Linked DNA regions of Mus musculus: region 1 is linked to region 2. Evidence: chromatin loops called from intact Hi-C (ENCODE). Cell type or tissue: heart. All regions are shown on one strand. Links, peaks and the distances in the headings refer to the core of each region. The heading gives the core; the rest is flanking DNA.

Region 1 (7,546 bases), core at 1,481-5,480, 190 kb before region 2:
AATGCAATGTATTTTCATGTTTTTTCAGAATTCTTCAATTAAGTTTTTAAGAGCTCACAATGTAAAGCATTGGTTTTTTTTTACCCCCCTTAGGAAGAAGAAAACAGATTTAATACCATGATAGAGCAATTTGTGCTAATACATTAAAGGGTTTGCTCTATTTTTTTAGTGTGTGTGTGTGTGTGTGTGTGTGTGTGTGTGTGCGTGCGCACGTGTGAGCACACATATTTCCTGTAGTGCGTGCATGTGTCTATGCATGGACCTGCAGCTGGAGGAGGACGGTGGGACTTCGGGTGTTTTTCTCTATCACTTGCCACCTTATATGTTGAAGTTCACTGTTGTGGCAGCGAGGTTGACTAGGCATCAAGCTCTGGGGACCATTTGACTCTTTCAGTGAATTCTGGGATTACAGGCATGCACAGCCATGGTGGACTTCCACATGGAGGCTGGGTATTTAATTCAGATCCTTTTGCTTGCATGGCAAATGCTCTTTCCCACAGATCTGCTCCTCAGCCCCTGGCCTACTCTTTTTTCAATACAGTGGAGAAGTTATTTATAAAGTTATAGAACTTATTTCCTAAGGTTCTATAGCAAGGGAATGAACTTTTCTGCATTTTAAAGGTATCAAATATAAAGAGCATATTTTACTTCACCTTCTTGTCTAGAGCCCTTTAACTCAGTGGCTGTGAGCATTGCCTCTCCTATAAGAGAGTGTTCTGTCTTCCCCAAACATCTTCTGCTGATAGCTCCTAGATCGCCTGTGAGCTTTCTGCACAGTTCACCAGCGCTGTCCTACTCATTGCAGCCCCAGGGAGAGACAGGACAGCTTAGGAGTTTTATGTCCATGGCTCCCGAAGTGCTGATGTTTTGGACTTTCTATTTGTTATTTTCAATGGCCACTGAAGAAACCGCTCCCATGATGGAGGAGCACAGCAGCTAACATCAGCAGATACAGGCTTGTTCTTCACATAAGGGTGAGGTTGGAAGTCTGTCTCTCTAGCTGCTCTCATCTGCCCTTGTAGCAGCTCAGAGAGCTGGGTATAGAAGAATTTCCAGCCACAATGACTCGCTCCAGATCTTGCCCACACCACACCAGGGTGCATGATATTCTTTAGAGAAAGTTCCATTTGTTACCAGGAGATGTAGAACACGCACTCTGTTTCTCAAAGATGTTAAACCAACATATCCACAATGGTTTATGGATATTTTGTTTTAAAGCTAGAATAACTGCTTTACTTAGTTTGCAATGAAGTAAGTGAAATCATGCTTTGTTATCAGTCACATCCTTTGCTTGTGTGACTATTCAATGCTTGGGACAGCTTGGCCCCATCATGAAGATAATAGATTCAGTGAGAAACTCAACTGGAAAACTGACAAATGACATACACAAGTTTATCATGGTTCCAAAGGGAGAACACGAGACTTCGCCGATGGGATGGTAGGATCTGTTGGCTTCCGTCTGAGTCAATGTGTAAAACAGGTTCCAGGACTTTCTCCCACTTCATGATGCTAAGTTACAGAGGGGGCAGGTGAGTAAGAAAATTATTCACAGACAATGCGGAGCACATTTTGGGACCTTCAGTATTTCACCCTGTCTTTATAATTGCTCTTTTTGGGCCTTTGCTCTCTTCCCCCAACTCCCTCACTGGGTCACTGTGTACTTCCCCCAGCCCTCTTCTTGACCTCAGCCCTCCCTCTTCTCATAGTTCCTTTGCACAGCATCAAATATCAGAGTCTTGCTGACGGTAGGCAGGCTAAGCACCAAACCACATTGCCTTTATCTCCTGATAGAAGAATATCTCATTTGTTTATTATTTAAAGCAGGAAGATTTCCCCTGAAAACTATGTTCTCACATAAATAATGAAATAATGGACATTGGTTTATTTCAAAGCTGCCAAATAAAAGAATGTAAATGACATTAATAATAATAGTATTATTTTTAGATTTATTAATTTATTTAACTTATGTATACGAGTGCTCTATCTGCATGTACACCTGCATGCCAAAAGATGCCAGCAGAACTCATTAGAGATGGTTGTAAGCTATCAAATAGTTGCTGGAAATTGAACTCAGGACCACTGGAAGAGCAGCCAGTGCTCTTAATCTCTGAGCCATCTTGTCAGCCTCTAGACATTAGTCTCTGCTTTTTTAGATTTGTTTAGGTGACTGGCTTTAGGTATAAGACCTAATTGTGAATCTAAGTAAATATGATGTGCTAAGTTCTGCAAGAACCCTTTGGGTGATCCCTTTAAGGGATCCCAAAGCTTTCAAGAGTATGTATGATGGGGCTGAGTTCCTTAAATAGCTTCAAATACACATTTTCTTTTTGGAGAGTCAAGCCAACATTGGACATTAAGACATGCCTAATCAAGAGACTCCTATAGCTGAAAGGAGATACCTGAAAGTTGAGTATTCAATACATGGTGCTACCACAATGGACATTTCATACCCTTCATATTTGTGGTCAGTTCCACACAGAAAGAGAATTCTCCCTGACCTGGATGCTTTTATGTGTCAATGTGACACAAGCAACAGTCTTCAAAGAGAAAAGAGCCTCAGCTGAGGAAATGCCTTCATGAAATCCAGTTGTAGGGCATTTTCTCAATTAGTGATCAACGGGGGGAGGGGCCAATCAATGGTCAGCGGTGCCATCCCTGGGCTGGTAGTCCTGGATTCGATAAGAAAGCAGGTTGAATAAGCCCTGGGAAGCAAGCCAGTAAGCAGCACCCCTCCATGGCTTCTGCATCAGCTCCTGCCCCCAAGATCCTTCCCTGTTGGAATTCCGATCCTTACTTCCTTCAGTGATGAACAGTGGTATAGAAGTGTAAGATGAATAAACCTACATATTGCTTTTTAGTCATGCTGTTTTGTTGCAGCACTAGAAACCTAACTAAGGCACTCGTGGGAAGGAAGGATGTTGGCTAATCACATTTCACCACAGAAATAGAGAATCTGATTCTCTTTTCCTCGGATTTTTGTATTTGCTACTCAGAATATCAGTGCAACATCCTCCAAGCTAGGAAAAAAAGGAGCGTTCATTGCATGTGATGCAAGGCACATCTCAATTCCGAACATCCGTGGGTGCTCTAAAAACTCATGTTCTTAAGGACCTGGAAGCTCTGTTGCCAGGATGGGCTATGAGCCATTGAATGAGAGAAGGAAGAATGGTAATTAGACTGCCTGCACTGCCCTGGACCAAGATTTTCTTTCCTCATCTCTGGGAAGGCGAGCCTTTATCATCCCCTCTGTCACCAAACATCTAGCTCCACCTTCTATTCATCAGTATCCGCTGCTGACCTCACTTGTTATTCTCTTGAGGAAGTAGCAGCTTTCAGAAGAGATGACTTCATCTCGGCGCCAGCAGATTTGTCAGCCTCCCTTGGGATGATGCTGGCCTCTGCTAAGGCCATGGGTCTCATCCTTTCGTTTGCAACTGTCCTCTTTCCCCGAGTCATTATTTCACCTATTGTCAACTAGAATTCTCAAGCATTGAAGCTGGTGTCTTAAATAAAAAAAGCTTACACCCATCTCTAATCTATTCCTTAAGTTTAGTAAAACTAATGGTGTGATTTGTATATGTTCAATATATCTTAATCCTCTACTTACATCCTTTTTCTAAGAATCGTTGATTTAAAAAAAGGTACCTATGGCATTCTTTCACACTAACTTTCAAATGTCAAATGGATGCTTTATACTTTCTATTTCATAAAAATGCGTTGAGAATGCAGTATTTTTCATAATAGCAATCCATACACTATTTAACACAAAGGATAATATGCTTGTGGATCAGGACTCCCCTCCCCGCCATGTTCTCATTCTATATAGAGTATACAGAGGCATCTATGGAATTGTAGCCACAATGGCAATCGTTTGCCAACCCCAGTCCCAGATGATTGTCTTTTCATTTTTAAAAAATCATTACTAGCATCTCGTGAACTATAAAATCCATGTTTAGTTGGTTTCCATTGGTCAGATGGTCTTCCAAGACAGTAATGAGGGATAGGTATGAAATCTCTTCATGTTTTGCACTTTAGTTGATACAACTCACAATAACTACTTCTTTGTAAGAATTGTGGATGCCACTTAAGGTTTGTATGAAATCGTTTGAACTTCTTTAAGAAGTTTTCTGCTTTTGGAAGCTCAAGTGTTGCTCAAAGAAGGTTCACACCCAAAATATAAATAAATATAATCTGCTTGGCCATGACTCATTTTCTTCCTGGTGACTGCTTCTCTGTCATTATTAAAGATTTGTCCCAAGAAGAGTTAGAAAGCATTGTATATGAGGAGGTAGCTATAGAAAATTAGGATCTTCTCTGGTCATTCACTTAACCCAAAGGTGGTGGTGGATTTACAAGGATATGATCTCTCTACCCAAGCTTCATGAAGACTTTGCTGAGCTAGTCTGCCACATAGACATATATCTTTTAAGACAAACACATCTTGCACAACTCCTACTTCAGAGTTTTCATTACCTTTTTATGTTTTATTCAGTTAAGGACAGTGCAGGTCTTGTAATATAATAAATGATAAGCTGTAAAATTATCCAGAAATGGAAAGCCCTGCATCTGCATTCTGATTCTTTGATGAGAGGAAGTCATATGCCTCTTGTAAGGCCCATGGACTAGTCATGATCACCACAAATTTGCAAATTGCTACTGTTTTGTAGATTGCTCACACTGGGCAGAAAGTGGCTGCTGGGTGCCTTGCTGAAGGACATACCAGTAGGTGTGTACACATATGGCAGAAGGTTAGAGTCAATATTTCCAGCTGGAGTTCAGCAACTGGAATCAAAGGCAAGATAAAGAAATACGTGACTGGATGAAAGTTCTGTGAAAAGGGAGGCCACTTGGTTAGGTTACTGTTCCTCTCTTCAGAGATAAGCAATCCCTTTTGAGAAGCTTCAAGCTAAATAGCATAGCTGGTAGACAGGGAAAAGGGCCCTAAATGCCCATGAATTGCTTTGGAATCAAAACATTTATTCCTCAAGGAATGTTCAGGAAGAATCCTACAAGATTCATAAGTCCCTCTCCTTAAGGTTTTATAAGTAGTAACAATTACTGTAGGAAAAAATCCTCTCTTCCATGCTGAGCTGTCTGCAAGTCCTACTGGAGCTACAAGGATACGCCCATGCTCTAGTGGGCTTTTTGGTGATATAGCTTATTTTGAACCACCTGTGACTTTCTAAGTAATTCTTCACTCTTGATCAATAAGTAATCCAACAATCTCTCTGGTAAACTATCTCTTGTTTCCTGTCTATTGACAGACTTTCTTTGCCCATTGAAAACTGAAAATGTGAATATTCATTGCTAGGGGATACTTGTGCAAACACACCGAAGACTTCATTGTTAGAGAGGGCCCTCCGTCCTTCCTACATCTAGACACAAGTCTTGCCAAGGATGAGGGCAGCAGTAATTGCTGGACAGAGTCACGAATACAAACAACTGGTAATTTGCTATGGGATAATGGTATGTTTGGAGATTAAGAGGTGTCAACTGCTGGCTCATCCTACATTGTCTCCTCAGATAAGACCTAGAAAGCACACATCCAAAGGTAACATTATGAAGACCATCAAAGTGGTGATTGAAGCACTGGGATGTATAGGATGGGCACATCCTGAGTTGGTCCCAATCACATCTTCAGGAAGCTGCTCCTGTGTCCACATCAACAATCCCAAGAGTTTCCCCTTACTGGGAAATCACTTTGTAGAAATCTAGTAAGTTCTTCAAAATCTCATGTAGAGCTGCTTATAAATAAAGATTTCTGCATCCACTGTGGACATTTCTGTCAGCTACTTTACCCAGTCCCTTTTCCTTCCATGTCTGCGGAACACACACTAGGCTCTAAGCTTTGTGGAAAGTTTTATGAATAGGTAAAGTGGGTGGCATTCATCATCTCTGTGCTCAGGAGCTGTGCAGGACCCATTGGCTGGAGGAGTGTTAAGGTTTTGGGTATGAGATATCCTTTGCTGGCTCATGCTGTTGAAAACTTGGTCTCAAGCTGTTGGCACTGTTTAGAATGAGAGTAATCCTTTGGGAGTTGGAGACTGGCTGGAAGAAGGAGCTGCTCTGTGGGTGTATGGATAGGGGCAACTATGACAATTTCTGAGGGTTGTGCCTTATTTGTGGCATGAACTCTCTGCTTCATGGTGGGAGGGGGCATCATACCCAAAGCAGCTGTTCCAGGATCCCACCTCCATGAACTAAGCCCTGTGTCGTGCCTTCCCTGCTACGATAGACTGAACATTTGCAACTGTGAGCCAGAATAAGTTGTCCCCACTTAAGTTGCTTCTATTAGGTATTTTGTAATAGCTGAGACACTGGCCTAAAAGAAATATCAAACCAAAAGTTCCAACATAGAGAGAGGAAAGGGTGGTGAAGGAGGAACAAGTGTGTGTATGTGTGTGGGGTGTTCAGCCTGCAGTGAATGGTGGGTGATATTGAAAGCCTGGAGTGAGATTCATTTCTGATTATTTACACAAACCTTTTCAAGAAATTCTGATGATTAACAGGTGTGGGATCGAGTAAACTTTGTCTGCTCTTTGTACCCTCAAAGCCAAAGGGACTTGATGAATGTTCCTCCTTGAGATGTATCACAAAAGCAAAAAGCAATTAAAAATGTTATAACAGTGAGTGTACTTTTTTTTTTATGTGATCAGTGCCCTTTGGATACTTTCCTATCCCACTGCTTGTGTGAGATTCTGCAATTCCGTTGATCTTCCATATAAGGATGACACATTTCATAGGCACCAAAGACTCGATACCAGTTCAAGCAAAGTTGTAGTGTGACAGAAACATGACCTAAAAACCACGTCTTCTAATTCTCAGCTGTGAAAGACCATGTCTGTCATCACATGTTCCTGACACTTAAACTCAAACACGAATTATGCCTGTGCCTTTCATAGAGTCACTTAAATATGCTATGGTGTAATTGATAGTGGCTATGGAAAATTAGTCTGTTTCAGGAAAGTGACATTTTTCTTTTTCTAATAAAGAAAGCTGTGGGAGTCAGTGCAGGTCCCTGATATGCCCAACAAGCTCTATTGATACCAAGACAGAGAAAGACTCCAAGAACCATCAGATCTGTAAGCCCATGTTAAAGACCTAGGGATGGAAGCCTGGCCTTTCCACATGAAAATCCTGGATGTTTTAGTATCACAACCATCTTTTCACCCGTTAATGTTATTATTTTGGGGGTGGTATCATTTCATGGGCCAAGGCCTTTGGCTGAATTAAAGACCGTGCGTGAATAGAACACCAGCATTCATTGATCACTGCTTCTTGATGGTGATGCCATGTGACAAGTTGCTTAAGCTCCGCCCCCATGGCTTCCCTGTCAATGTGGACCATATTCTCTGTATGTGAACAAAACCAAACTCTGCCTCCAGTAAGCTTGCTCACTGTCATCCATTCTGTCACAGCCCCAAGACAAGTAAGTAGTGCAGACATGTCACAAAAAGCTCAATGTATATGCACATCTTGTTGGAGTAATTGAGTAAAAAGACAAATTAAAAATTACACTTGTTGTTTGTCCATTTATTTGTGTGTA
Region 2 (7,546 bases), core at 1,150-5,149:
TTCATCACATGATCCACAATGACACAGAGAGGTCAGAGTCAGGCCTCACTATCGCTGGTAGGAGTAAAAGCCCTAATTCTCTGCCTTGCCTCTTCTTTCCTCACACCACAGGGGTTAGGGTGGGACTGGGTGATGGTCAGAGTCATTAAAAGTAAAGGTCCAAGGTCCTCTTGTGACTTTCTAGCAAGGATCAAAGACCCAGCCCCCTAGGCAGCTAATGATGCCACCAAAGAAGGGATGCAGGTGGCAGTAGAGAGGAAATTGGGGCATCTTGTTACAGTAGGACTGGAAAGTATACATTCATTATTAATCTTACAGACATAGGGAATGGACATGTGGCTATCAGGGTGTGTATGTATAGGAGGGTAGTTATTAATGACCCAGTTTTATCTTGCCAGCCTAGCTATTATCTGTTCCCATCTATCTTGATTTTTCTGCCAGTGCCCTTTGGAATATTTCATTTTTACAGCTTCCACTTGGAGAAGAAAAACAAACAAACAAGCAAGCAAACAAATAAACAGTAACCTACCACTGAACCCATCCTCAGGACCCAGGCTCTCTGAGTCACCTACCTCTTGCACAGACTTCTAGTCTTGCTTTAGCAGAATTCTCAGGGGTCTGTGTTATTCCTGTGTAGGAGGAGAAATAGGAGGGAGTACGCTTATCTCATCCTTCTGGAGTAGAAGTCCCATCATCCTTTGGGCTTTTGTAAAAGCCTTCATGCAGACTGTCCTCCTTCACACCAGACTACAGGTCTGTAAGCCCCTGTGAGTTACTGCTTTACAAGATATGAGCCTCCCACCTTGAATCTAAAAATATATGTCGAGGTAATAAGTCTGCCATGTAGCAATAAAGTTCCTGAATGAAAGTACAAAACCAACTCATATTTAACTATAATCCAAAGAAATGACTCACATGGGAGGCATTTTTTTGTTGTTGTTGCAGCTGAATCAAAGCTAGTGTTAGTTTTGTGCTTTGCAGATAGATGCTCCAAGGCTTATCTGCATTAACACTGGTGAGTGTGGGGTTCTTTTACTCTCGAAAGAGAGTGGGTGGGACCGGTGCATTTCTTCCCAATGTTTTCTAGAATCCATGAGTAAAATTATATAAATTGGAAAATTTCTTTTTAAAAAGTTAAAACTGAGTTGTATGTATTTAACAGTTATGAAAACAATTTGATTTAGGTCATCTGGGTAGTATATGAAGTTCCCAAGGGATCCTGTCCCCCAAGTGTGGCATCTGTACACACAGCATCATCCACACACTTCCCTGCTACTTTATTATTATTATTATTATTTTTAATCTACGAGCTCTATAGGGATAGTGTTGTGGAAAATTTTAATTTTAATCCAGGGTTTCTATCCTGCCATTGATTATGTAGGTCTTGGATAAAACACATGCAATTTGTATTATTTATAGTAAGCCTTACACAGCACAAGAGCTGGGCAGATATCTATACTCTGTGTTATTGAAATCTATTTTTCTGTCAATAACCTCTGGTTATTTCTTACAATGTTTGATCTGGGCTGCTCTGCACTCCCATTGGTCAGCCTTCAAGGCCATGTTCTCATGAGCTCGCCTACCCCATGGCATCTCTCTCTTCCTCCTTCACCTTCTCCTGCTTCTCATGGTTCTCCTTTGACCGCTAGTCCAGGAATCCTAAACTCCACCTGTGTCTCTTCTGCCCAGTTATTGGCTATCAGCATCTTTATTTACCAATCAAAAATGACTTGGGGGCTAGGTCACATAGGATCACTTGGGTCTCTGGGGCAACCAGGTCTTGGGATCCCACAGTTGGCATTACAATATACAGCAAAATCAAACTCAATAAGATCGCATCTTTGCGTTTATTTTCACTTTTTCTTTTAAAGATAACAGAAACTATTATCTCAAAGTTAGATAGGACAAACCAATAAAAGGAAAAGAGCCAAAGATAAGGTTCGAGAACCAGAGACCCATTGTTCACAGACTCAGGAATCCCATAAAATCATCAAACTAGAAACTCCTTCTGCCTCCTTTCGGTGAGGTTCCCTGAGCCCGGGTGGGAGGGATTTGCTGAAGAGGTTCCACTTAGAGCTGTGCGTTCCCAGGTCGCCCACTCTGTGTAGTCTGACTGTGCGTCTCAGCATTTGTTCCTGTCTGCTGCAGGACAAAGCTTCCCGATGACGATGACGGCTGAGCAAGGCACTGAACCATGAGTATCACGAAATTTGATTCTTAATTTCGGAAATGATGTTGTCCTTTTCTTTGCTGGCATTGGGAAGGTTTGCCAATTTTATTAATCTTTTGAAGGAACTTTTTATTGTATTGATTTTTCTTTACCAACGTCACCAATTCCCACTGATTCTGAGGACTAAACTCAAGGCCTCTCAGGAGCTAAGCTCTACATGGTACATGGCCAGCCTTCTTACTTAAATTAAAAAAACAAACCAGGGACTCACTAAGGGGCCATGAAGCTTAAAGTTGCCCCATGATCCAGCCTTTACCTCTGCTTCTGCCTTCATATGGGCTAAGATCATCAGGCCCATTCATTTTTTCTGCTTACTGGATGAACCACACAGGTGCAAATATTCTGATCAGTGAAAGTGCATCAAAGGGTTGATAAGGATGAACCCCGGGGGAGAGAGTGATAATCACTGGGGGAAAGGATTTGAGCAAGTACAGGTATATAACAGAGTCTTTAATTCAAACAGCAAAATTTTAATTTCTTAAGATGGATGGTATCCACCCATATTTGTATGCCAGAAATACTACATAATATATTACAGGAAGAAAAGAAAACAATTTTCATGTCAGCATATTGTAAAACAATGAAATATAAATACCAGTTTCAGATGCTGGAAACCCCCTTCATATAGCATCTTTATTCACGAACATTCTTCCAGATAATGTGCCTTCTATTCTATTCTGTTCTACGAAAAGAGAATAAGGCATTAGAGAAAAAGTCACTTTCAAGGACAATAAGTGTGAATTTAGATTAAGTTACAGATAATAGAGCAAACTCAAGGAACTAAACAAGAGAATAATACTTGGATTTGAAAGCTATGCCTTTTACTGATAAATCTATAACCTAACTTTGTATATTTGGATGTGTCAAAATTGTAAACCGTGGGCTGGGATACTGAGAAAAGAGACGAAGGTAGGTGTTTCCTCTCACGTGGGTGGACTGAGACTGGGAAGGAGAAAGTCCTGGTTCGTCCCCAGCCAGTCTCAGCCTGCTTCCATCTCCAGAGCCCCGTGGGCTCTTCCCAAGGCTCTGCTGCCAAATACATCCGTGCATTGCAGCCTTCATTTCCTTGGTAACCTGGACCGAGGTTTATTGCCTGTTACGAAAGGGCCTTCTCCATTGCTGTTATTAAGGGGAGACGGGGGAACGAACGCAAAACAAAACAGGAGGTAGAAAAGACAGAAAGCAGAACTTGGATTGCCTTTCCACTGAAATCCATTTTCCTTTCTCAAATTCAGAAGGTCATGGCCACGGTGAAGTCCACCTTGCCCACCCCCTTTCTACTAAAGGCAGATGCTCTGTCCGGCTGGAGAACCTTAGTAAAAGGGCATTTCCTGTGTGTCCAGGTCCCGGCCGCGTCTCTGTGTAGCCAGGGTTGATTTCAACACTGTTCTCGCGATGTAAGGCGGCTTTATCGGCTCCTCCCTAAGTCTCTTTTAAACACAATAAACTAACCGTGTCTTCACATTCCTCAGGGAAGCCAATCTTTCTGGTTCACAGAGAGAAGAAACAGAAGATTTTTTTCCAAGTTAAAAGAATTATTAAACTAATCTTAGTATAAATAAGGGAAACCAAGATGATTCAAGGAAACTCTCAGAATGGTCAAAATGTCTTTTATTTACAAACCTGTTTTTACCAGTTTTAATGCAGTTCTGAATCTGTTTTCCTAGCATTTTCAAATTCCTGAGACCCTAGAATGTTGATAAAATGATGATAAAATGAATTAGAGATATAACAACAACAACAACAACAACAACAGCCAACAAAGTGAAACCAAAAGAAAGGACAGAGATGGTTGGTAAGCAACAAGAGAGATTTAATGCTAAACCACTTCCCCAAAGAATTTAACTTCAAGTTAAAAAGTCAGGCAGTAAGTTTATGGAACCTAGTTTGTGACGAAAACAAAACAAAACACAAAAAACAAAAACAAAAAAAAATACAAAAAAACCCAACAACCTTATTTTAAATTATTTAATGTATTTTGAAACTTGAGAGGTCTTTCTTTGAAAACTGAAATTTCTCCAACTCTGCATATTTGAGTTAACTATATGGGAGTTTTCAAAATTGTGTGGGAAAGACACACCAAACTGTATACTGCTTTTTAGGAAAAAGATTTGATTTTCCCACTTAAGAAGGATTTCTAATTATTATATAAACTCAGTGAAAAATAACGGGAATCATTACATACAATAGTAAGGTAGTTTTGCCCTCTCATCTCTTTCTAGGCTTTCCCTACACGTATCCTTCTATAAGTGCAGGGCACATCATCCACTTGGTTCTTTGTCTTTTTTTTTTTTTTCAGTAGTTATATATATAGTTTTGTAGAATATTGCCAATCTAAAGCTTGGTTGTTGCCTCTCCATTGTTATGTTCATGGAGGGCACATATAAACATGTACATGCACAGATGAACATACGTATCTGAGTATCAGAGTGTAGCGATAGGAGGACCAAGTGGTGCATCCGTTACTGGCTAGCCTTTGTTCTTCCAGGCCCTGAGCGTTTGCCTTGGAGATGCTGAGTCAGAGAATTAGACTCTTAGGAAAAACTACTTTTCATAATGGCTCCAGTGTTTATTAAAATCACCAATATGCACTCATTCAAGTTTCATAATGTCCTCAAGTAAAATTAGATAGTTCGTTGATTTCTAAATAGTTTTAGTTTGCTTACATTTCATAGTCGCACTGTTTGGTGATGAGGACGGATGCATTCACATGTTTATTTCCTAATATTCTTTGTCCTTTGTAAATGTGTTGGTTCCAGTGAAGAAAATACAATTCAGGTGGTTGGATGATAATCACGAAATGTGTTCTTGACTAGAAACTGAGCAAACTTCCAGTGTTCTTATAGTTTCTACCATGTTATCCTAAACACAGTTCTCCTTTGAAGTAGAAATTTTGATTAAATTGGCTTGTAGGCCACTGTGTATTGATGTGAGATGTCTTAGCTGTAATATTGTGGCATTATCTGTAGGAATTATGACTATGTTATTCTCAAATCTTTGAACAGATTTGGTTTATTTGGCTTTCCAAATTGTGCTGTGTTAATGACAAGCAGTCATAAGTACTTCAATTCAGTAGATTATCTTCTAAAATTTTGAAATCTCCTAAAGTTATTTTAAATGTTTTAAGACTTGAGAATTCTTTATAGCTAAAATCTCTGTAACTATCTGAATGATTTTGAGTGAATTGTGGTTTGCAATACATAGAATAATTTCTGAATATTGTATTAGCTTTTAAACTTGTTTTGAGGAGGAGGTAGAAGTAGTGGTTATGAATGGCCGAGAAGCACCTGAAAAAATGTTCAACATCCTTAGTCATCAGGGAAATGCAAATCAAAACAACCCTGAGATTCCACCTCACACCAGTCAGAATGGCTATGATCAAAAACTCAGGCGACAGCAGATGCTGGCGAGGATGTGGAGAAAGAGAAACACTCCTCCATTGCTGGTGGGATTGCAAGCTGGTACAAATACTCTGGAAATCAGTTTGGCGATTCCTCAGGAAATTGGACATAGTACTACTGGAAGACCCAGCAATACCTCTCCTGGGCATATACCCAGAAGATGTTCCAACCGGTAATAAGGACACATGCTCCATTATGTTCATAGCAGCCTTATTTATAGTAGCCAGAAGCTGGAAAGAACCCAGATGTCCCTCAACAGAGAAATGGATACAGAAAATGTGGTACATTTACACAATGGAGTACTACTCAACTATTAAAAACAATGAATTTATAAAATTCTTACACAAATGGATGTATCTGAAGGATATCATCCTGAGTGAGGCAACCCAGTCACAAAAGAACACACATGATATGCACTCACTTATAAGTGGATATTAGCCCAGAAACTTAGAATACTCAAGATACAATTTGCAAAACACATGAAATTGGAGAAGAAGGAAGACCAAAGTGTGGATACAGATAATCCAGAGATTGTTCCACTTGGGGATTCACGCCATAAACAACCACCAAACCCAGACACTAGGCAGATGCCAATAAGAGCCTGCTGACAGGAGCCTGATATAGCTGTCTTCTGCGAGGCTCTGCCAATGCCTGGCAAATACAGAAGTGGATGCTCACAGTCATCCATTGGATGGAGCACAAGGACCCACCCCAATTAAGGAGCCAGAGAAATATCCAGGGAGCTGAAGGGGACTGAAGCCCCACAGGAGGAACATCAATATGAACTAACTAGTACCCCCAGAGCTCCTTGGACCTATACCACCAATCAAAGAAAACACATGGTGGAACTTGTGGCTCTAGCTGCATATGTAGCAGAGGATGGCCTAGTTGGTCATCAATGGGAGGAGAGGCCCTTGGTCCTGTGAAGGCTCAATGCCCCAGTATAGGGGAATGCCAGGGCCAGGAATGGGAGTGGGTGGGTTCAGGAGCAGGGGATGGGGGGAGGGGATAGGGGGGTTTTGGAAGGGAAACTAGGAAAGGGAATAATATTTGAAATGTAAATAAAGAAAATATCTAATTTTAAAAATAAGAGGTAGTGGTTATAGCTTACCTTTCAGAGTGGGTTTTATGGACACAGGGCCTATTATGTTTCTGATAAGGTTTCAAGAGTGTTAGAAGAAAAATTAAGGTCGGTAATACTTTAATTGATGCCAGAGCATCAATCTTCCTTATCAATGCTGAGATATCAGGGAAAGTTAGATTTTCATAAATAAAAGAAGGAAAAAAGAGAAATAAATAAATAATTATTTTCATGTAACATGTTTTTGCTCTCTTTGTTCCAGGCCCCTGTGCCATCCTTCAAGCCATCTACCCCAAGTTCATATCCCCAGGCCCAGAGAGATACTCTGTAGCGACTTCTTGTTGCTGTGGCTTTTTGAGTTTCATTTACGTGAACCCTATTTAATTCTATTTTGCAAGACTGAGCGTGGCGTGTCCAGGTTTGGCTGAGGGGAGGGCTGGACTTCAGTGGAAGCTGACTTGGAGGATGCCTTCCCACGCGTGACACATGTTCCATCCCTTGATCAATCGTGACACACCCCGCCGGGGCTGTTCATGGGAACTGAGCTTCTAGGCTGCACACAGCCTCACACCTCAGTGGAACAACTACACACCAGTGGTCAAATGATGACATTACTCATAGCATATGAGAAACGCTCATAGATTCTTAGACAGTCTCTCACATATGCAGATGTACACACTCCATATTCGTATGCACACACAAATTAGTGTACTTATTTTTATGTAGAAACTGGAATTTCCTGCAAGGTTTTCTTCAGAAGTATTATTTGTCCGAGTTCTTGGAAACAATATCACCCTTATCTGGCAGATAGTGGCAGTAAACACCTCGGTTCCC

The links. Hi-C counts contacts between places; a loop is a spot of excess contacts. Peaks named below come from ENCODE experiments on the same cell type or tissue, not always from the same donor. Only the 100,000 strongest peaks of a DNase experiment are listed, where the experiment ranks them.
Region 1: a loop joins it to region 2, with 2.4 times the contacts of the local background. A loop is called at or near these places in 2 of 42 quality-filtered maps.

The regions. Positions count from the first base shown.
Region 1 is chr10:22,884,364-22,891,909 of GRCm38, forward strand. No RefSeq gene overlaps it. Among named protein-coding and RNA genes, the nearest start is that of Gm46217, 35 kb to the left of the region's middle. In heart, for the core only: no CTCF peak of the experiment used is centred there; a DNase peak (open chromatin) is centred at 3,358.
Region 2 is chr10:23,073,651-23,081,196 of GRCm38, forward strand. No RefSeq gene overlaps it. Among named protein-coding and RNA genes, the nearest start is that of Gm35179, 75 kb to the left of the region's middle. In heart, for the core only: no CTCF peak of the experiment used is centred there; a DNase peak (open chromatin) is centred at 3,581; H3K4me3 peaks cover 476 bases.